Regions from separate parts of the Homo sapiens genome. Here region 1 is linked to region 2. Evidence: read pairs that join two places in POLR2A ChIA-PET (ENCODE). Cell type or tissue: OCI-LY7. All regions are shown on one strand.

What was found. ChIA-PET counts read pairs that join two places held together with the same protein. Peaks named below come from ENCODE experiments on the same cell type or tissue, not always from the same donor. Only the 100,000 strongest peaks of a DNase experiment are listed, where the experiment ranks them.
Region 1: POLR2A ChIA-PET joins it to region 2 with 7 read pairs; 1 of 35 experiments calls an interaction of 5 or more read pairs at or near these places.

What each region holds. Positions count from the first base shown.
Region 1 is chr21:42,247,276-42,251,275 of GRCh38, forward strand. All of the region lies in intron 2 of ABCG1 (ATP binding cassette subfamily G member 1), which reads left to right. Among named protein-coding and RNA genes, the nearest start is that of ABCG1, 30 kb to the left of the region's middle. In OCI-LY7, no CTCF peak of the experiment used is centred here; a DNase peak (open chromatin) is centred at 2,136; H3K4me3 peaks cover 932 bases; H3K27ac peaks cover 4,000 bases.
Region 2 is chr21:42,657,592-42,661,591 of GRCh38, forward strand. All of the region lies in intron 1 of PDE9A (phosphodiesterase 9A), which reads left to right. Among named protein-coding and RNA genes, the nearest start is that of PDE9A, 6.0 kb to the left of the region's middle. RefSeq lists enhancers at 2,261-2,430, 3,820-4,000. In OCI-LY7, no CTCF peak of the experiment used is centred here; DNase peaks (open chromatin) are centred at 350, 920, 1,460 and 2,330; H3K4me3 peaks cover 4,000 bases; H3K27ac peaks cover 4,000 bases.

The DNA.
Region 1 (4,000 bases), 410 kb before region 2:
CTCAATGAGTTTATAATTGATAGGGACACAAGGAGCTCTCACTATCAGGCAGGGGTTATCTAAGACAGTGAATAATGCCCAGAGAAGGGTTATAGGAATTGGAGGAGGATGAGAATCTCTGGAGAAATCACAGCCTTTGGAAAAGGCCACAAAGAGGGGCAGAACCCGGGGGCACCCGGTGGAGAACTGAGCAGGTGTGGTGTTTAGAATTTAGGTAACGGGAGAGTATGGTGATGGGCAGTCTTGGAAATGGACTTTCTGGGAAGCATTTGGGTGGAGATCTTGGACTAGACTGGTGACTATGGTGTAGTGGGTTGATGGTGACCCTCCAAAATGGTACATACATGTCCCAACTCTCAGAACCTGTAAATGTGACCTTATTCAGAAAAAGGTCAATTTGCAGACAGATGTGATTAAGTTAAGGATGTCCAGATGGGGCCACCCCGGATTAGGATGGATTCAAAATCCAAGGACATGATCTTACAAGAGAAGAAGAGAAGAAAAAGTCACAGAGATGCAGGGGAGAAGAGACAGAGACATGTGGAGGAGACAGCCCCATGAAGATGGAGGCAGCCGTTGGAGTAACACAGCCACAGCCCACAGACGCCTGGGGCCAGCAAGAGCCTGGAGACGCAAGGAAGGACCCTCCCCTGGAGCCTCCGGAGGGAGTGTGGCATCGCGGACATCTCGATTTTGAACTTCTGCCCTCAGAACGGTGAGACGGCACATTTTGTGGCATTTTCTTGGGGCAGCCTGAGGTCACTAATATTATACAAAAGAAAAGGAAGCAAAGATGGTCATGAGAGAGCAACGTTTTGAAAAAGAAAAGTGGTAGGAAGCATAGAGAGGAGGATAAAGAAGATTAGGTTTCTTTCTGCTTATTTGTTAAACCTGTTCAAGCTGCAGTAAGATTGTCATGATCTCCGTCGTCATCTGATTTATCCCCCAGCCAGTTTCTCTGTAAAATCTGGAAAGATAGTAGTTGCTGAGGGGCCTCATTAGAGGATTGGTGTGAGAGTGGAGATGTGTCTGTTGCAGGACTCCTGGGACCTGTCCAGACAGCAGTGGTGGAGGGAAGCGAAGTGAAGTGCAGTTCTGTCTAAACTAGAGAACCCTGGAGCAAGGAAGACTGTGAGGCACCACCCGTGGGGGGTGCAGGGCAGCTGCCACAGACGTTGTTTGGCTTCATGAAGCTGAGTTGAAGATACGCACCCTCTGTGGCCCAGCATTTTCACTTCGACCTGAATACAGCGCTCTCAGCAGCACTGTTCATAACAACAACAAGACTGGATATGACCCAAATGCTCATTGAAAGAAGAGTGAATAAACCAGGCAGGTGCGGTGGCTCACGCCTGTAATCTCAGAACTTTAGGAGGCCGAGGCGGGTGAATTGTTTGAGCCCAGGAGTTCGAGAGCAGCCTGGGCAACATGGCGAAACCCTGCCTCTGCAAAATAAAAAAATTTAAAAAATTAAAAAAAAAAACACCTGGGCATGGTGGTGCACACCTGTAGTCCCAGTTACTTGGGGGGCTGAGGGAGGACTTTTTGAGCCAGGGAGATTGAGGTTGCGGTGAGCCATGATTGTGCCACTGCACTCTGGCCTGAGTGACAGAGCAAGACCTCTCTCAAAAAAAAAAAAAAAAAAGAGCGAATAAACAAACTGTGATGGGTCCACAGTGGAATATTATACAGCCCAGAAAAGAAATGAAGCACAGTTACAGGCATCAACAAGAACAGATCTCATGGACAAGATAATGGAGAGGGAGAAAAAGCAATTCCTGGAACACATGCAATGTGATGCCTTTTCTAAAAACTTCAAAACATTCAAAAGTCACCAAAATTGTTAAAGGATAAATACGAACGTGGTGCAAGATAGAGAAAAACAAGGATGTAATACCATTCAAGAGAGTGGGGACATCTGGTGAAGGCAGGGGACTGGGATGAGGGAGGGGCGCCGGGCCTGGGGTGTGTTGCTGAGATTACCGCCTGGCTGGCTCGTGGGCACATTTATTTTTCATTGATTTATTCATTTATTTTTCTTCCTCACATCTCACAAGCAAGTGATCTGCACAGAAAGTAAGTGTCATATTGTGTGTGGACTCCGGAGCCAGACCACTCAGTTTAAGTTCTGTTTCTGGTCGGTTTCACTTCTGCTTACTAGCTATGGTTCTTGGGGAAGGTTATTTTAGGTCTCTGGTGCCTCAGTTTTCTCATCTGGGTGTATTGAAATATGGACCTTGCAGGGTTCTGGTGAGAATTAAATGAGTTCTGTGTTGAGAATTAAGTGAGTTAATGTATGCGAAAGCTTAGAATCGTGCCCTGCGGCATAGTAGATCTATATAAGCATCAGCTATTGCCATCATCAGCATCATCATTTTGTAAATGTAAGGCAGTTTGAAATCAAAAAAGTAAAAAGACGGTATGGAGCTGTAAAGAAGTGAGAGGGAGGGCCAGGCGCAGTGGCTCACACCTGTAATCCCGGCACTTTGGGAGGCTGAGGCAGGCAGATCACCAGGGTCAGGAGTTTGAGACCAGCCTGGCCAGCATGATGAAATCCCATCTCTACTAAAAATACAAAAATTAGCCAGGCATGGTGGTGCACGCCTGTAGTCCCAGCTACTTGGGAGGCTGAGGCAGGAGAATCACTTGAACCTGGGAGGCGGAGGTTGCAGTCAGCCGAGATGGCGCCACTGCACTCCAGCCTGGGTGACAGAGTGAGATTCCATCTCAAAAAAAAAAAAAAAGTGAGAGGGGGATGAAGAGTCCTCACTGGGTGAGGAAGGTGCCCGTGTGTTGTGTGTCTTGGGTCACGTGTGAACACATATGGGGGTGCAGGGGGAGGGGGCGTTTAAAGGATTCTAAGTCTAAACCACTGAGGACTCTTGGGGACAGGAGGAGAGATGAAGACTGGAGGAGGAACTGAGGGTTTCTAGCTGCGCGTGTTGACCTTCTCCTGGGGTGGCACATCCCATTGAAGCCATGTTCCCAGGGGACAAGCAGAGTGGACCCAGCTCTTTGGGGACTTTGGTGCTTCCAGTCTTATTTTGAAGGCATTATAGAGGGGGTGGAAGCCAGATCCAAACCCAGTTCACTTCCCATTCCCTGCCCCATGCCTCAGTGGTCTTTGGTTTCCCGTGGGTGCTCTGGGCATCCTGCATGGAGGGGGACTCCAGGCTCCCAGAGATAGGCAGCCGCATGCAGTGGTGCCCAAACGTGGAGGAGCACAGTCCAGCTAGCCTGTTGGAAGAGAGCCCTGAAAACAGGGCTGGGACCTCCCAGGGAATGAGTCAGGGGCCACCCATGAGCCTCCCTGCAGGCCTCCTCTGGTGGCCGCTCATGGTCATTGAGATTTTAGTTCTTTGGGTCACACACACAGTGAGCGCCAGTGGACAGAACTTGCCTGTGTGAGGTCAGGGTCTCTCCCGCGGTACCCTCCATGTGGGCCATTCCTGAGTCTCATTTTCACTGATGGGAACATAACACAAACGTGCTTTGTCTCTCTTGCACTTACCCCTTTCCTCCCTGGCATGCTGTGCTGCTGGCATGGAGGCAGGGTCAGGAGCCCAACAAGGGGTGTGTGCGGGGTATAGGAAGGTGGCCCCCAGACCCCGCAGGGATCGGCTTGGGAGAGACCCACCAGACACATGAAGGGAAGCAACAGCAGCACTAAGTGGTATTGCTGGCAGGAACGGCAGGGATCACAACACAAAGGCAACAACAGAAACGAACACAGGGACAGCTCAGCGCCCAGCAGACATGAACTTGCCTGACCATACCCTGTGAGGAGCTAGGGCTGTCACTATCTCCTCTGGAATACAGAGGCCCACGGTCGGTCGGTGACCTACCCAGGAGGGAAGTGGGATTCAGACCTGACTAGTTTGCCTCCAGGCCCTACTGTTTTGACTCTCCTGATGGTAAAATGATGAGTCTGCAAATTGAACAAGTGCTTGGAGGAAGGAGGTTTGCTTTAGGTTTGGGCAGGAAAGGGAGGACCTGTATT
Region 2 (4,000 bases):
CAGGGACGACGCACTCAGCACTGGGGAGCTGGAGGGGGTCCCACCTGGTGGCACATCCAGGCTTGGGTTTGCCAATCTTCCGAATCGGGGAAGAGAGAGGCCTTTGGGACCCCTGGGCCAGGCTGTGGGCTCGGGTGTGGTGAGGAGCCACATCTGGGCAAGACTGAATGCTCCGGGGCCTCTGTGGTGCCACTGCCCTGACCTGGCGGCCCCCTCGGGACACTCGCACTGTGCGCGGCCTCCCTGGCGCCTCTGGGCTGTGGTGTTCTGGTCTTGGCCTTGCTCTGCAGCTGGAACCCAGGTCTGAACACATCGGTGGCCGCTTGAGTTTGCGGGGCTGTTTCTACTGTAAACCAGAGCAGTGAATGCGCACAGCCCAAAGGGAGGAGCCGCGCTAGAAAGTGTTCAAGCGTCCGCAGAAGTCGGCTCCCAGTTCTTAATAGTTTGCCACCCACCGTGGCTACGCCACACCTACGCTTGCCTCCACCCGACCTATGCCTGCCCCCTTCACATGCGGGAGCCCAGGGCTCCGTGCCCTGGGCAGCTGGTGGGGTCTGCCCAGGCCTTCTCGTGATGCTTCCACCCAGCCTGGTCCTGGCACCCAAGGCCAACCTCTGCGGGCCCCAGAGCTGTGCCTTTTTGGCTCAGGTCCTCCCCGCAGTGCTTGGAGTCCAGGCCTCTGCACCCTGCTGGGGTGGTCTGTGGTCCTGGCCCAAGGGAATGTCGCTCCCTGCTGCCTGGTTCTACTGATCTGTCCTGTTCAGGCCCCTCTGCCTTCATTTCTTGCTTTGGCACAAGCATGAGCTGCTGTTTCCCCCAGCTCCTCAGGGGAGAGGAGTGCACTGCCCCAACCTTGTCTGGTGTGGTTAGCATGGTGGGGCCTTAAGCCCTACCCGGCTCCTGCGTGCCTTTCCCCTCTCCTGCCCACGACATGGTCAAATGCAAACCTCCTTTCATTTTAGAAGGCATGGGCTGCTCAGCCCACACGCGCAGTGCCCTTTCCTGTGGCTGCAGGCATCTCTGCTCAATTGTGCAGGGCTGCGTCCCCCGGCCACACTGACTCCTCTCCAGGTTTCTCGGCTCCAGCACCACTGTCTGCGCCCTCCTTCCCAGGTGGACGGCGGCTCTCCTCGCCATCCTCTCCACTTCCAGCCTATCATCTGTCTGCCTGTTACATGTTTGTAACTTTTGACCTTTAAATTGGTATAAAAATGGTACTGTAAGTTCACTGAACCAAGAAAATCTGCTGAAGGAAGGGGGTCAGTCACACCCTTTTGGGGTTTCCAGTGTATGAATGGAGGGGGTGGCGGTGGTGGAGGGACAGGGAGCAATGAGAGTTGCCAGCCTTATTGCTGTCCTGACCCCTGGCTGGGGACGACTCCCCTGTCTCCACCTGAATTGAAGCTGGGCTGTGAAAAGTAGTAAGAACCCTCGGTTTTTGGTTCCTTTTTCAACCAGCAATCAGCCATGAAGTGCCTGACCACTTGAGAGCTACAGCAGGTGCTGTCTCGGAGAGGGCACAGGAAACTGGGCCCTTCCCAATTTTAGCCCAAGGGTGCCGAAAAGTCAGGGAGCTGCTGGCCTCCACACTCCTTCCCATTGGTGTGGTCCGAATTCCCCTTTAGCCAGACATTTCCAATGTCCAGAGGCCCAGGAGGGGACAGCTGGAAGCCAGAAGCCCACCTGACGCCATCAGGAATTTCCATGAATGACCTGGAAACCTCTCAGACTAAACCAATGCCGCCCAATCTGGGAATCCAGGAGGGCTGGTCCCATAGAGTGGTGGGGACATGGTGCTGAGACGGACAGCCTCGCCTCATCCGCCTTTCCCACTTGCCAGCCGGGAGGCCTGGGCAAAATCACTTTCTCCCCAGGGAAGTGGAGGCTCACTGTGCAGTCCACGCGGAGCAATGGGGTGAAGTTTCCAGAGCAGGGCAGGGCATGTGGGGAGGCTCAGGAATGCCACCCTTGCCCTCAGGCCTGGGCACAGCATAGCCCCCATGACGCTTCTCTCATCCTGGACCCATCAGCCCGGAAGACTCTGGAAGCAGCAGTGGCAGCACCTTCCTGTCACTTGTCTTGTCACTCCCCGAGTCCACTGTGAGCTAGAACCACAGGCTCCCATGAAGAAGGAGCCAGAACCACAGGCCCCATGAGCCCAGGTCCCACAGCCCGCACCTTCGTCTTCCAGCCAGCCTCTCCGGAGCTCAGTGTGGGTGGAGGGGCTGTCTGGCCTCAGAAATGGGCAAAAGACAGCTCTCGTTGTCAGCGAGGTAAATCTAGCGCAGAGGAAGGGCACACTGTCCCCGTCAGACGCCTCAGATGAACTGACATGCAAATGAGAGATGAAACGGGGACGAGCCGGGCAGCTGATCTCAGTGCAGCAACTGGGACACCTCGGGGCATAAGCCGGGCAGGGAGGCGGCAGGAACTGGGCCCCAGGGGGCCAAGACTTCCTGAGAGGCTGGGCCCGGTAGCCCAGTCCTGGGCTTGCTTCCCAGGGGGTGGTGGGCAACCCTGAACCCTCTCTCACCCAATCACCTGCTCCCCTGGGTGCAGGTGACCCAGCAAGCCGCACTCCTGGGAAATTTCAGAAGGTTTTGGGCAAGAAGGGCCCAGAGAGCCCCCAGAGACCAGACGGCACAGCCCGATAGCTGGGCCTGCCCCAGACAAAGCGTGTCTGCACTCCTTGGCTTTCTCCCCAGACAAACCCACCCTGAGCTCAGGATCCCTCCAGCTTCCAGGAGCAGGTGCGGGGCCTGCAGGGACGGCTCGCAGAGAAGGCAGTTTGCGAGTCAGTGCCTGGCTTGTGGAGGTTGAGACCAAGGCCAGTTGGGTGCTTGCATTTCCAGGGGTCCAAATATTTTTGAGAAGAAAATGTTCTAAGAAAGTGCACAGGGTGGTGGATGAAAGACCACGCTCTGGGTACCGTGTACACCGCTCGGGTGACAGTGCACCAGAATCTCAGAAATCACCACTAAAGAACTTACCCATGTAACCAAACACCACCCCTTCCCCAAACACTATTGGAATTAAAAAAAAAAAAAAAGATTAAAATGGTTAAAAATAGAAAGTGCACAAGCAAGGGTCCATCTGCAGGAGTTGGAGGAGCGCATGCCTGTATTCCTGGCACTGCGGGCACAGTCATGCCATGGGCACCAGGGACGCCCAGTGCACTCAGCCACCCAGGGGTGGCTCCCAACATTTTCAAGCTCAAAAAGAAATATTTTCACTTGAGGGTGCAACTTATTTGTCTTGAACCCATCCCTGACTGCCTGTCTCCCCCCTCACCCTGACCACATCTCCCCAAATCCCGAAGCTGGTCACGCAACGGGAGCATTGGCCCTGAACAGAAACCCGCAGTACCCCTGAAAACTCGGTCTAGAAACAACTAAAAGAAGAACCACAGCATTTTATTCCGTTTGCTTTAGATTCTCTGCCAATTTTTTTTTTTTTTTGAGATGGAGTCTCGCTCTGTCGCCCAGGCTAGAGTGCAGTGGCGTGATCTCGGCTCACTGCAACCTCCGCCTCCCAGGTTCAAGGAATTCTCCTGCCTCAGCCTCCGGAGTAGCTGGGACTACAGGCGCCTGCCACCAGGCCCGGCTAATTTTTTATTTTTAGTAGAGACGGGGTTTCAGCACCTTGACCAGGCTGGTCTCGAACTCCTGACCATGTGATCCGCCCGCCTCAGCCTCCCAAAGTGCTGGGATTATAGGCGTGAGCCACCACGCCCAGCCTTTTTTTTTTTTTTAATTTTAAATTGTGGTAAAATATATGAACAATAAACCCTCCCTCCCCATCCCCCTCCCCCAGCCCCTGACCCCCACTGTACATTCCGCTTTCTATCTCCATGAAACTGCTGAGTGCGGGGACCTCACAGAAGTGGAATCACACAGGATCGCCCTGCTGTGCCTGGCCTCCTTCACTCGGATCATGCCCTCAGGTGCATCCATGTTGTAGCACGTGTCCGAATTTCCTGCCTTTTTAAGGCCGAGCGGTA